2 separate regions of the Homo sapiens genome follow, and region 2 is linked to region 1. A link is an interaction called in ENCODE POLR2A ChIA-PET data of the cell type or tissue named here. Cell type or tissue: GM12878. All regions are shown on one strand. Each heading gives the region's core, and the rest is flanking DNA. Links, peaks and the distances in the headings are about the cores only.

Region 1 (6,886 bases), core at 1,267-6,266:
AAAACACAAAAAATTAGCCAAGCGTTGTGGCGGGCGCATGTAGTCCCAGCTACTTGGGAGGCTGAGGCAGGAGAATGGCGTGAACCCGGGAGGCGGAGCTTGCAGTGAGCCGAGATGGCGCCATTGCACTCCAGCCGGGGTGACAGAGCAAGACTCCATCTCAAAGAAAAAAAAAAAAGACTAAACTAAGCTGTGCCTGTGTGCAAGGAATGTGCATGACTGGCAAGAAATGTGCCTTGTCAGTCCCAAGATGGAGCAGAACTGAAAATGGGGTTATTCTGGCTCTCCTGGGCTCCTGTTTCCTTAATGCTTCTGGTCCACGGATCACATCTCAGGAGTAAGGCTCCAGGGCTGGGTTTCTCAGCCGGCGCTGTTGACATTTGGGGCCATACAATTCTTTGTTGCTGGGGGCTGTGCTGTGTGTTGAAGGATGTTGAGCAGCATCTTTGGACTCCACTTTTGTTTTTTTTTGTTGTTGTTGTTGTTTTTGAGACAAGAGTCTTGCTCTGTCGCCCAGGCTGGAGTGCAGTGGCCTGATCTCAGCTTACTGTAACCTCCATCTCCTGGGTTCAAGAGATTCTCATGCTTCAGCCTCCCCAGTAGCTAGGATTACAGGCATGCACCACCAAACCCGGCTAATTTTTTTTGTATTTTTAGTAGAGACGGGGTTTCACCATGTTACCCAGGCTGATCTCCATCTCCTGACCTCAGGTAATCCGCCCACCTCGGCCTCCCAGAGTGCTGGGATTACAGGTGTTAACCAACGCATCCAGTCTTGGCCATTTTAGATGTCAGGGGACCTCCCCACCAGCCAGGAAAATCAATCAAAACTGTCTCCAGACATTGCAACGTCCCCTGAGGGACACTATTTCTCCTGTTTGAGAATCACTGATCTGATATGATCATACCTATAGCAGTCAGAATGAAATGTGTTGTGTTGTGTTGCAGGAATAAACCAACCCCAAATCTCAGAGACATGAAACAGCAGAGATATGCTTCTTACTCATGCTAATGCCCATCACAGCCAGCTGAGGACTCTACCTCCACAGCTTCAGAGTTCTGACTATCGAACCCAGGCTAACAAATCAGCCACTCGTGGGACATTGCTTCCAGTTACTAAGGCTGAGAAGCCAACGTGCCTAAATCCTCCAGTGCCAATGAAATGACACGTATTCCTGGTCTCATTTCATTGGCTCAAGCAAGTCACATGACAGGAAGTACAATCTTATATGCTCAGAGGAGCAAACAACAAAATATCTGTGAACGGTCTATTGCAATGTACCAACATTTGCATATAAGTATTCACACTATCTGCCGGACGCGTTGGCTCACGCCTATAATCCCAACACTTTGGGAGGACGAGGCAGGTGGACCATTTGAGGCCAGGAGTTTGAAACCAGCTTGGCCAACATGGTGAAACTCCATCTCTTCTAAAAATAGAAAAAAAAACTTAGCCGGGTGTGGTGCAGACGCCCGTAACCCCAGCTACTCGGGAGGCTGAGGCAGGAGAATCGCTTGAACTTGGGAGACGGAGGTTGCAGTGAGCCGAGATCGTGCCATTGCAGTCCAGCCTGGGCGACAAGAGTGAAACTCTGTCTCAAAGAAAAAAAAAAAAAAGAATTCATATTATCTTATTAAAGTTATTTTACCTTATTTCTCCTTTATCTTACGGTTATTTGATTTTTTTTTCTTTTTGAGACGGAATCTTGCTGTGTCACCCAGGTTGGAGTGTAGTGGCATGATCTCGGCTCACTGCAACCTCCGGCTCCCGGGTTCAAGCAATTCTCCTGCCTCAGCCTCCCGAGTAGCTGGGACTACAGGCGCCTGCCACCACGCCCAGCTAATTTTTTTTTCTTTTTTTTCAGTAGAGATGGGGTTTCACGTGTTAGCCAGGATGGTCTCGATCTCTGACCTCACGATCTGCCCGCCTCGGCCTCCCAAATTGCTGGAATTACAGGCTTGAGCCACTGCGCCCAGCCTATTTCTCCTTTATCTTAAAGTTATTTGATTTTTTAAAGTTATGTGTGTAAATAGTTTAGATTACCCATGGACTTTATTCCAGCAGAGTACAGAGGAAAAACAGGACATTTGTAATAAAAGGGGGACCTTGGCATACCCAACCATGATGCACATGTATGTTCACCAAAATCCACGTACTAAAACACGGATTGGCTAACTACAGGGGCTAAATTCAGTCTACAGCCCGTTCTTTTATGAGCCAGAGCTAAGAATGGTTTTTGTTTTTAAAGGGTTGTAGGCTGGGCACGGTGGCTCACGCCTCTAATCCCAGCACTTTGGGAGGCCGAGGCAGGCGGATCACGAGGTCAGGAGTTCGAGACCAGTGCGGCCAACATGATGAAACCCCGTCTCTACTAAAAATAGGAAAATTAGCAGGGCATGGTGGCGGGCACCTGTAATCCCAGCTACTCGGGAGGCTGAGGCAGAATTGCTTGAAACCAGAAGGCAGAGGTTGCAGTGAGCCGAGATCGCGCCACTGCACTCCAGCCTGGGCAAAAGAGCGAAACTCCGTCTCAAAAAAAAAAAAAAAAAAAAAAAAAAAGGGTTGTTTAAAAAAAAAAAAAAAGAATATGTGACAAAGTTTTTTTGTTTTTGAGACGGAGTCTTGCTCTGTCGCCCAGGCTGGAGTGCAGTGGCATGATCTCGGCTCACTGCAATCTCCACCTCCTGGGTTCACGCCATTCTCCCGCCTCAGCCTCCCCAGCAGCTGGGACTACAGGCGCCCACCACCATGCCCGGCTAATATTTTGTATTTTTAGTAGAGACGGGGTTTCACCGTGTTAGCAATCTCCTGACCTTGTGATCCGCCTGCCTCGGCCTCCCAAAGTGCTGGGATTACAGGCTTGAGCCACCGTGCCCGGCCTGTGACAAAGATCTTATATGATTCCCTAAGTTTAAAATATTTCCTCTCTGGGCCGGGCATGGTGGCTCACACCTGTAATCTCAGCACTTTGGGAGGCCGAGGTGGGTGGATCACCTGAGGTCAGGAGTTCGAGACCAGCCTGGCCAACATGGTGATACCTCGTCTCTACCAAAAATGCAAAAATTAGCCCAGTGTGGTGGCGCACCCCTGTAATCCCAGCTACTCAGGAGGCTGATGTGGGAGAATTGCTTGAATCCGGGAGGTGGAGGGTGCAGTGAGCCGAGATCGCGCGACTGCACTCCAGACTGAGTGACAGAGAGAGACCCCGCCTCAAAATAAAATAAAAAATAAAATAAAATAAAATATTTCCTCTCTGGCTCTTTGTAGAGAAAGTTTCACAACTCCATAAAAGACTGCCCTTAGAAACCCTATTGTAATAACCCCAAACTGGAAACTACACAAACATCCATCCGTCCACCATTGAATGGATAAATAGATTGTGTTATATTTGTACAATGGAATGCCATCTAGTAGGGGTTGACAAACTTTTTCTGTTAAGGACCAGATAGTAAATATTTTCAGTTTTCTGGGCCATGTGGTCTCTGCTGCAGCCATTGCCAGGCTTACACAGCTATAGACCACAGTGAATGAATGGGCGTGGCTTTGTTCCAATAAAACTTTATTTACACAAACAGGCAACAGTCTAGAGCTGACTCCAGGTTGTAGGTTTCCAGCCTGTGCCATTCAGCAATGAGAGTCAACAATCAACATACAACCTATGTTAAATGGAGGAAGACAGACTCAAAGGAGTACAGACTGTACTGTTCCATTTCTATAAAGTTCAAGAACAGGAAGAAGTAATCTATGGTGTTAGAAGTCAGAATAGTGGTGACCCTTGGGAGAAGAAGAGGGACAAGAGGGCTTGGGGATGTTCTGATTTTAAAATCTGGGTGCTGGCTTCCTGGGCTTGTTCACTTTGTGATAATTTGTTGAGCTGTACATTCACAATGTTTGCACCATTTTTGTGTGCATTTATTCTAAATAAAGCTGGGCAAGGGTGCTGCCTGTGACAGTCTGATACCTGGCACAGCAGCTGCACAGCGGAAACCCCCAGCTTCTCACCGGAATTGGGATCTGACAGCTTCTCAGCCTCACAGCTGTTGGAGCTTCTCAGATCCACTGATTTAGTGAATTTGACACGGCGGAAAAATTCTCAGGTTCTTACAAGAACCACGCCTCAGTGACTCTCCTCTTTCTTAATCTCACCACTTTCAAACCAGGAAATGAGCAGAGAGAAAAAAAAAACAAAAACCAACAATAAACCCATTTAAATACCTCTGAGACACCAAGGGAAATGTCCTAAACGCCAGGTAATGAAGTCCATGTTCTTTACTCCTGGGAAAGCGTTGCTAATTCATCTCCTTCATGCTGTGACTCACGCATCTCTGGTGAAGAGAGGCCTCCCCAGACCACCTGATCTAAGGGAGCAGCCCCTCACCCCAGCGTTTCCTGGCAGTCTTCTCTGCTTTCTGTTTTGCCTTCATGAGTGTAAGAAACTGAATTTTGTCTCCTCCTAAAAAAGAATTGTTGACATCCTAACCCCCAATACCTCAGAATGTGACCATATTTAGAAACAGGGTCATTGCTGATGTAATTAGTCAAGATGAGGTCATCCTGGAGCAGAGTGAACCTCTAAACCAATTTGACTGGTGTCCTTATAAAAATAATGCCATGTGGGCTGGGTGCGGTGCCTCATGCATGTAATCCCACACTTTAGGAGGCCAAGGTGGGCAGATCACCTGAGGTCAGGAGTTCGACACCAGCCTGGACAACACGGTGAAAGCCCGTCTCTACTAAAAATACAAAAATTAGCCAGGTGTGGTGGCACACACCTGTAGTCCCATCTACTCGGGAGGCTGAGGCTAGGACAGAGGACTGGGACAGATTCTCCCTCGTGGACTTCAGCAGGAACCAGCTCAGGCAACACTGCAAATTTCTGGCCTCTGGAATTGTGAGACAATAAATTTCTACCATTTAAGCCACACAGTTTCTGGTGCTTGGTTACGGCTAATACAGATGGATAAAATTCAGATATGGGGGAAGGGGAGGATGGGCATTCAAGGTGAAGGGAACAGCCTGGGCAAAGGTTAGGAACCAGGACACCACTAGGCTTCCACAGAGAAGGATGCGAAGTTTAGTGTCATGGGGTTGTGGTGTGCATTACTATAGGATGCTGCATCTCAGGGACACTTGACCCATGCTCACTGTCCCCTTCTCAGTTCCAGACGTGTGTCTCTGACAGGGTCTGGCCAGGCAATCGAAAATCACCTTAGGTCTTTCAACAGGAGGTAATTTAATAGAGGGGATTGATCACACAGAGCATGAAAGGACTAAAGAGTTATATGCTGCACAGGGAGGCATTCTAGAGAGTCTGTACGTAGAGTACGGCTATCTGTCTATCTATCTTTTTAAATTTTTATTTTTGAGACAGAGTTTCACTCTTGTCGCCCAGGCTGGAGTGCAGTGGCACTGTCTCAGCTCACTGCAACCTCCGCCTCCCGGGTTCAAGCGATTCTCCTGCTTCAGCCTCCTGAGTAGCTGGGATTACAGGTGCCCACCACCATGCCTGGCTAATTTTTGTGTTTTTAGTAGAGACAGGGTTTTGACATGTTGGCCAGGCTGGCCTTGAACTCCTGACCTTAGGTGATCTCCCCGCCTTGGCCTCCCAAAGTGGTGGGATTACAGGCGTAAGCCACTGTGCCAGCCTATCTATCTATCCGTCGGTCTGTCTGTCTATCTATCTATCTACCTTTTCAGAGACAAGGTCTCACTCTGTCACCCAGGCTGGAGTGCAGTGGCTCAATCACAGTTCACTGCAGCCTCAAACTCCTGGGCCCAAGTGATTCTCCCACTTCAGCCTCCTGAGTAGCTGGACTACAGGTGCATGTCACTACACCTGGTTAATTTTAATTTTTTTAAAATAGAGATGAGGGTCTTGCTATGTTGCCCAGGCCGGTCTTGAACTCCTGGCCTCAAGCAATTCTCCTGCGTTGGCCTCCCAAAGTGCTGGGATTACAGGCACGAGCCACCGTGCAATCTATACAATCTGGATTTTACCAAGTCCTAGAGGTGGTTTCAGCTTTGCTCAAGTTTAAGCAGCTCCAGCTTTGCTGCTTAAAATGTGGTCCATGAAGTAGCAGCATCAGCATCACCTGGAGTTTATATTAAAAATACAGAACCTCCACCCCACCCTGGACCTGCTGAATCAGAATTTTAAGATCCCTCACAACATTAACTGCGGGAGGGATGCTGTGTCCTTGATGCATGACATCAAGAGGTCTCTGATGTCAGCAGGTCCCACAACGGGTGATACTAACTTTGATCCCATGCTTAAGATGCTGTCTACCCAGTTTCTCCTCTGTAAAGTTACTCTTTCTCACACAGAGCTCATTTGATGGCTTTTACCAACGCACATTTTTAGAGCATATGAAACTGTGAGAATCCCTGATCTAGAGAGTATTGCTCAATAACCATAGGTGTAATGACCCATGTTTGTAATAACAGCCCTGAGTCAAGGAAAGAGCTGATTAATTACGGCATCTGTGGGAGGTAATTTAGCTTAATGGGTAAGAGTTCAGACTTGGAGGCACCAAATTAGGGACGCAGGTAGCCAAAGCGCAGAGGTTTAAAACTTCTACCTTCACTGTACTTTTGTTTCCTATTCTCAGTATTCAGCTCCTTACTATGTTCTCTCTATCCCCCTGTTGCCTTGTTTTGTTGTATTTTTTTTGAAACAGGGTCTCTCTCTGTCACCCAGGCTGCAGTGCAGTGGCGCGATCTTGGCTCACTGCAACCTCTGCCTCCTGGGTTCAAGTGATTCTCCTGTCTCAGCCTCCCAAATAGTTGGGATTACGGGCATGTGCCACCACACCTGGCTAATTTTTGTAGTTTTGTAGTAGAGATGGGGTTTCACTATGTTGGCCAGGCTGGTCTCGAACTCCTGAC
Region 2 (6,886 bases), core at 981-5,980, 59 kb after region 1:
GGCCAGGCTGGTCTCGAACTGCTGACTTCAAGTGATCCTCCCGCCTCCGCCTCCCAAAGTGCTGGGATTACAGGCATGAGCCACCGCACCTGGCCTCCTACCCTACACTGGTATGATTTTATCTTAACTCGTTACATCCGTAATGACCCTGTTTCCAATACTGTCACATTCTGAGGTCCTGGGGTTTAGATCCCCAACATGCTTTTTAGGAGGGGGTGGTGTAGACATGATTCAACCCGTAACAAGTACGTAGGTGGACCTCCGCCTTTTCAGAGGCTGCGTAATGTTTCATTGTTTGCGTGAACTATGATTCTTTTAACCAAGCCCTCCAAAGAAAGACCTTTAGGTGTTTCTGGGCTGAGCCAGGGCCGCCTCTGGGTCTGATTGTCTTCTGGTCTCTGGCGCTGTGGGAGGCCCCAGGAGCTATTGTTGGCTCCAGGGCCGGATTGGAAGTGCTGGAAATGGAGCGTAGCTTGGCTGTCTACCCAGGCTGCAAACAGCCGGGCCTCTTGTGGCCTATTGACACAGGGTCTTGGGCCTCTCCCACCCCCACCCCGCCGCATTTCCCAACCAGGGTTGCATAATTCCCCAGCCTGCATGACTCCGCAGCTGGGCAGCTGGCACACAAATTCAGACTGTGGCTGCAATGGGGACCTGGGCCTCCCAGCCTGTCCTCTTAGGTCCTGCCTGGCCTCTTGTCACCATGAGCTCATGTGACCCTCCTGGCAGCTGCCCTGCTGTGTGGCAGGCGCAGGCAGCAGCTCTGATTTTTGGAATTCAGAAATAAAAACTTTGCAGCAACCTATGCATGTAGTAACATAAACTGAATGTGGCTAAAGGTTGTACTGACAAAACCAAGCCTTCCCACTCTTCCCTGGCCCTAGTTTCCCACTGTTGAGCTTCTTGTATCTCCTTCCAGAAATATTTTAAGAATATAAGAAAAGACACATATTATTTGTCTATAGGAGGAGGCATTCTCTAACCCCACAGCTGATGTTCAGCTGTCAACATCACTGTGGTGATAAAAAAAATGTGAAGCAATTTCTCTATTGGTTCAAAAGTTCCGGCCAAGTGCAGTGGCTCACGCCTGTAATCCCAACAGTTTGGGAGGCCGACTGAGGTCAGGAGTTCGAGACCAGCCTGGCCAACATGGTGAAACCCCGTCTCTACTAAAAATACAAAAATTAGCCAGACATGGTGGTGGGCGCCTGTAGTCCCAGCTACTCAGGAGGCTGAGGCTAGAGAATTGCTTGAACCTGGGAGGCAGAGGTTGCAGTGAGCCAAGATCTCACCACTGCACTCCAGCTTGGAGCAGAGCGAGACTCCATCCAAAAAAAAAAAAAAAAGTTCCTGGATGTTGGTTGCTCCAGCTGGCCCCCCAGCTCCCTACCCTTCCACTAGAGACCCCCCTGGACCCTGGCCCAGCACTCTGGCCTAGGTTAGTCTGGGCCAGGCAGTGCTAGAGTTAAATACTCAGCTTGTCATTGGCTCACTCCTGTAATCCTAACACTTTGGGAGGCCGAGGTGGGAGAATCACTTGAGGCCAGGAGTTTGAGACCAGCCTGGGCAATATGGTGAGACCCTGTCTCTACTAAAAATTAAAAAAAAAAAAAATTAACCAGGTGTGGTGGTGCAAATCTGTAGTCCCAGCTACTTGGGAGGCTGAGGTGGGAGGATTAAGTCCAGGAGTAGGAGACTACAGTGAGCTATGATTGCACCACTGTACTCCAGGCTGGTGATAGAATGAGACCCCATCTCAAAACACCCCAAAACAAAGAAACAAATTACTCAGCTCATCATTCCCATGGAAGGATGCTCTGGACCCCCTCTCCACTGCCCTTTCCTACAGACTGGTATATTTTGGCCATAGTTGTGGTTCAAAATAGATGGACCTCATTCCTTTTTGCAGCTGCGTAAGGTTTTATTGTTTAAATAAACTATGATTCTTTCAGCCAATCCCTTGCAGATAGAGCCTTAGGTTGTTTCCATTCCATTACTATTGGAACAATTAAAAAAAAAAATGCTAAGCCAGCGCAGTGGCTCACGCCTGTAATCCCAGCACTTTCAGAGGCCAAAGCAGGCAGCTTGCTTGAGCTCAGGAGTTTGAGACCAGCCTGGGCAACATGATGCAACCTCGTCTTTACAAAAAACACAAAAAATTACCTGGGCGTGGTGGTGTGCGCCTTTACTCCCAGCTATTTGGGGGGCTGAGGTGGGAGGATCTCTTGAGCCCGGGAGGTGGAGGCTGCAGTGAACCGAGATCATGCCACTGCACTCCAGCCTGGGCGACAAAGTGAGACTCTGGGTCAAAAAGAAACAAGCTACCGTGAATATCCTTGTAAACAGGTTCTTGTGCTCTTGTGGAAACAGACCTGTAGGTTCAATTCTTAGAAACGAAATGCCAGCTGGGCGCGGTGGCTCACACCTGTAATCCCAGCACTTTGGGAGGCCGAGGCAGGCGGATCATGAGGTCAGAAGTTTGAGACCAGTCTGACCAACATGGTGAAACCCTGTCTCTACTAAAAATACAAAAATTAGCTGGGCGTGGTGGCACATGCCTGTAATCCCAGCTACTCGGGAGGTTGAGGCAGGAGAATCGCTTGAACCCGGGAGGCGGAGGTTGCAGTGAGCCAAGATTAAGCCACTGCACTCCAGCCTGGGTGTCAGAGCAAGACTCCATCTCAAAAAAAAAGAAAAAAAAGAAATGAAATGCCATTTCCAAGGAGACTTGTGATTCTTGTTTGCGTTCAGCATTAAAAAAATCGAACAGCTTTAAGATATAATTCACGTCACACCATTCACCTATTTAAACTGTGCAATTCCATAGCATTTTGTGTATTCATAGAGTTGTGCACCTATCATACAGTCACTTTTAGAACATTTTCAGTAGCCCAAGAAGATAACGCATACCCTTTAGCTGTCCCCCCAGGCCCTGTCCACAGCCTCTGGCAACCACTCTTCTGCTTTCGGTCTCTATGGACTTGCGTATTCTGGACATTTCATAGCAGTGAAATCATGCCGTATATGATCCTTTGTGACTGGCTGCTTTCTCTTGGCATCATTTTCAAGTTTCATCCACATTGTAGCATGCAGTAGGTTTCCTTCCTTTTTATTGCTGAATAATTTTTATTGTTATCTTCTTATCATGGAAAATTTCAAACATGTATGCAAACAGAGTGCAGAATGTAATGAATGCCCCACCACCACCAGCTGGCAGCTGTCACCAGCTCCATCAATGATGAACCGGTGACCTCTTGTGTTTCATCTCTCCCCAACCTCCCTACCCCAACTCAGGTGTGAACATTTTTTTTTTTTTTTGAGACAGAGTCTCGTTCTGTCACCTGGGGTTGGAGTGCAGTGGCACGATCTCGACTCACTGCAACTTCCACCTCCCGGGTTCAAACAATTCTCCTACCTCAGCCTCCTGAGTAGCTGGGATTACAGGCATGTGCCACCACACCCGCTAACTTTTTTTGTATTTTTAGTAGAGGCAGGGTTTCACCGTGTTGGCCAGGCTGGTCTCGAACTCCTGACCTCAAGTGATCCACCCGCCTCCGCCTCCCAAAATGCTGGGATTACAGGCGTGAGCCACCGCACCCGGCCATGAGCATTTTTTAAATTGCAGAGAATCTACCTCGTCGCTGTCCACAGGGTGGCGCTAGTTTCCAGTTCCTCCAGCATATACCTGGAGCACCTGTGTCCCCACCTGCACCCAGCAACGATGGCTGGAGCTTTTTTGTCTTTGCTGATGTGGCAGATGAATGAGCTCTCATTACAGTTTCATTCTGTGTTTTGCTTACAAGGAGTGGAGTTAGTCACCTTTTCACAGACTTTTTTTGACAAGAGACAGAGGGTCAGGGAGGTGGGGTGTCCTGTCCTAGGACTCACCCCAATTCAAGAGGAGGAGGCAAAGCCATGGTGGAAACGTCTGACCCCAAAGCCAGCCCATGATCCAGAGAGAGAGGTGGACACCTCAGTGTCACCCACAGGGAGCCCAAGGCAGAAAGCATTTGGGGCCAATCAAGGCAGGGTGTCTGTCCATCTCCTTCCCCATTTTACATCTCTGCCTGCCACCCCTTGGCACCATAAATGCCATGCTGAGAGGTTGAGCAGGTAGCCTGGGACACAGGGAGGCATGCCAGCCTCTCACATGAGGCATCCGCAGGCTGGGCTTGCTAGTGATGGGCGAGTCTGATGTCAGCAACAAGAGCTGACTGCCAGGTCCTCAGGGCATCAGATGCGCCCTGGGGCCTGGCACAAACACAGCTTCCTAAGCCAACTGCAAGAGGCCATTTTAAAGGCCATTGATGGAAGCCAGGTCTGGACGGGGTCTAAGCTGATGTTAAGGAATGATCATTAAGTTTGCTGGGCCAGATGCACTGTGGGTCTGTAAGGATGTGTCCTTCTTTATTTATCTTTTTTATTTTTTATTTTTTTTGAGATGGAGTCTAGCGCTCTGTTGCCCAGGCTGGAGCAGAGTGCGGTGGTGTGATCTCAGCTTACTCCAACCTCCACCTCCCTGGTTCAAGCAATTCTCCCATTTCAGCCTCCCGAGCAGCTGAGATTATAGGCGCTCGCCACCACACCCAGCTTATATTTTGCATTTTTGGTAGAGTCGGGGTTCACCATGTTGGCCAGGCTGGTCTCGAACTCCTGACCTCAAGTGATCCCCTTGCCTTGGCCTCCCAAAGTGCTGGGATTACAGGTGTGAGCCACCACGACTGGCCTAGGATCCTTCATTTAATCACATCTGCAAAGTCCCTTTTGCCATGGAAGGTCACATTCACAGGTCCCAGGGATTAGGTTATGGGTATCTTTGGGGTCTGTTATTCATCCTCCCACCTCCTCTGAAAACATCAGCATGTATTTCCTACGAACATTCCTTTATACAACCACAGACCAGCAGTGTCACCAGGAAATCGAGTTCAGCACAGCACTGTTATCCAGTCCACAGACCTTAGGCCAGTTGTCCCCCAACCTCCAAAAAAAAACAAAAAAAATTCTCTCTTGCGCATGATGGAGTCTCACTCTGTCCCCCAGGCTGGAGTACAGTGGCGCGATCTCAGCTCACTGCAACCTCCGCCCCCCAGATTCAAGCAATTCTCCTGCCTCAGCCTCCTGAGTAGCTGGAATTACAGGCATGCGCCGCCACACCCAGCTGATTTTGTATTTTTAGCAGAGACGGGGTTTCTCCATGTTGGTCAGGCTGGTCTCGAACTCCTGACCTCAGGTGAACCGCCTGCCTCGGCCTCCCGAAGTGCTGCGATTACAGGCGTGAGCCACCGTGCCCAGCCCTCTTGCTCTCTTTTTTTCCTGGTCATCCATCTCTTTACTCTCCTTCAGTCTGAAACTCTTCCTGAGTCTTTCTTTATCATTCATGGTTTTGACACTTGGGAAGATTACAGACTGGTTGTTTCATCTGTATCTGGGTCTGTTTCCCTGCAATTACATTCTAGTTACACGTTTTTGGCGGGAGTATTCCAGAAGAAATGCTGACCTCCCACCCCCACTCACACACACCTTTTTCTTTTTCTTCTTTTTTTGAGACAGTGTCTCACTCTGTCACCCAGGTTGGAGTGCAGTGGCCCGATCTCCGCTCACTGCAAGCTCCGCCTCCCCGGTTCATGCCATTCTCCTGCCTCAGCCTCCAGAGTAGCTGGGACTACAGGTGCCTGCCACCACGCCTAGCTAATTTTTTGTATTTTTAGTAGAGACAAGGTTTCACTGTGTTAGCCAGGATGGTCTCGATCTCTTGACCTCGTGATCTGCCCGCCTCAGCCTCCCAAAGTGCTGGGATTACAGGCGTGAGCCACCGCGCCCGGCCACACACACCTTTTTCTAAGCCACCTTTGTGTAGAAGTACAGTATACACACCAATAAAAGGAGCACAGGCCCTTGGCATCCAGCCTGGGGGAGTTTTGGGAGGGAACACCCTGTATATCCAGCACCCAGGAGCCCCCCATGTCCCTTCCCACCACCAGCACCCCCTCAAGGTAACCATTATTCCGACTTCTAAGAGCATGGAGTTGTGTTGCCTCTTCTTGGATTTGGTACAAATAGAATCACACGGTGTGCAGTTTCTCACCTGGCTTCTGTCACTCAGCCGTGTGTTTGTGACATTCATCCATGTCCAGTGAGGGAAGGGGGCTTTGGAGAGGCCAGTTCCACAGACACATTCACTTTGTAAACGTTCCTGGAGCTGGATGTCTATAGTATGTGTCCTTTTCTGTATGTGTGCTGCGCATATGTATTTACATTCATAAACCTATGCTACGCCGGCACGGTGGCTTATGCCTGTAATCCCAGCACTTTGGGAGGCTGAGTTAGGAGAATCGCTTGAGCCGGGGAATTTGAGACCAACTTGGGCAACATGCCAAGATCCCATCTGGACAAAACATTTTTTTAAATTAGCTGGGCATGGTGGTGAGCATCTGTAGTCCAGCTACTCAGAAGGCTGTGGTGAGAGGATCGCTTGAGCCCAGGAAGTTGAGGCTGCAGTAAGCTATGATCACACCACACCACTGCACTCCAGCCTGGGCAACAGAGCAAGACTCTGTCTCTTTAAAAAAAAATCTATGCTAAAATGAAAAAGGAAAATGGAAGCACAGAAATTAAAAGCACTGCCTCCCAGGCCAGGCACAGTGGCTCATGCCTGTAATCCCAACACTTTGGGAGGCCAAGTGAGGAGGACTTCTTGAGGCCAGGAGTTGGAGACCAGCCTGGGCAACAGAATGAGATCTCATCTCTATTAAAAAAATAAAATAAAATAAAAAAATAAAAACAGAAAAACAAACAAAAAAACCCAAAAAAACAACCACAGACTGCCCTGGTTTGAATCCCAGCTCTGCCAGCCTATGTGAGCTGGGTGATCTTGGGTGAGTTGATT

The links. ChIA-PET counts read pairs that join two places held together with the same protein. Peaks named below come from ENCODE experiments on the same cell type or tissue, not always from the same donor. Only the 100,000 strongest peaks of a DNase experiment are listed, where the experiment ranks them.
Region 2: POLR2A ChIA-PET joins it to region 1 with 7 read pairs; 2 of 35 experiments call an interaction of 5 or more read pairs at or near these places.

The regions. Positions count from the first base shown.
Region 1 is chr19:50,174,920-50,181,805 of GRCh38, forward strand. LOC124904746 (a long non-coding RNA gene) reads right to left here. Exons shown (of 3, transcript XR_007067298.1): 2 at 4,217-4,454. Among named protein-coding and RNA genes, the nearest start is that of IZUMO2, 15 kb to the left of the region's middle. RefSeq lists enhancers at 3,612-3,691, 3,931-4,010. In GM12878, for the core only: no CTCF peak of the experiment used is centred there; DNase peaks (open chromatin) are centred at 4,092 and 4,450; H3K27ac peaks cover 1,803 bases.
Region 2 is chr19:50,234,025-50,240,910 of GRCh38, forward strand. The region is part of intron 10 of MYH14 (myosin heavy chain 14); the gene reads left to right. Among named protein-coding and RNA genes, the nearest start is that of MYH14, 34 kb to the left of the region's middle. In GM12878, for the core only: a CTCF peak has its summit at 3,671 (motif pointing right); no DNase peak of the experiment used is centred there; H3K27me3 peaks cover 200 bases.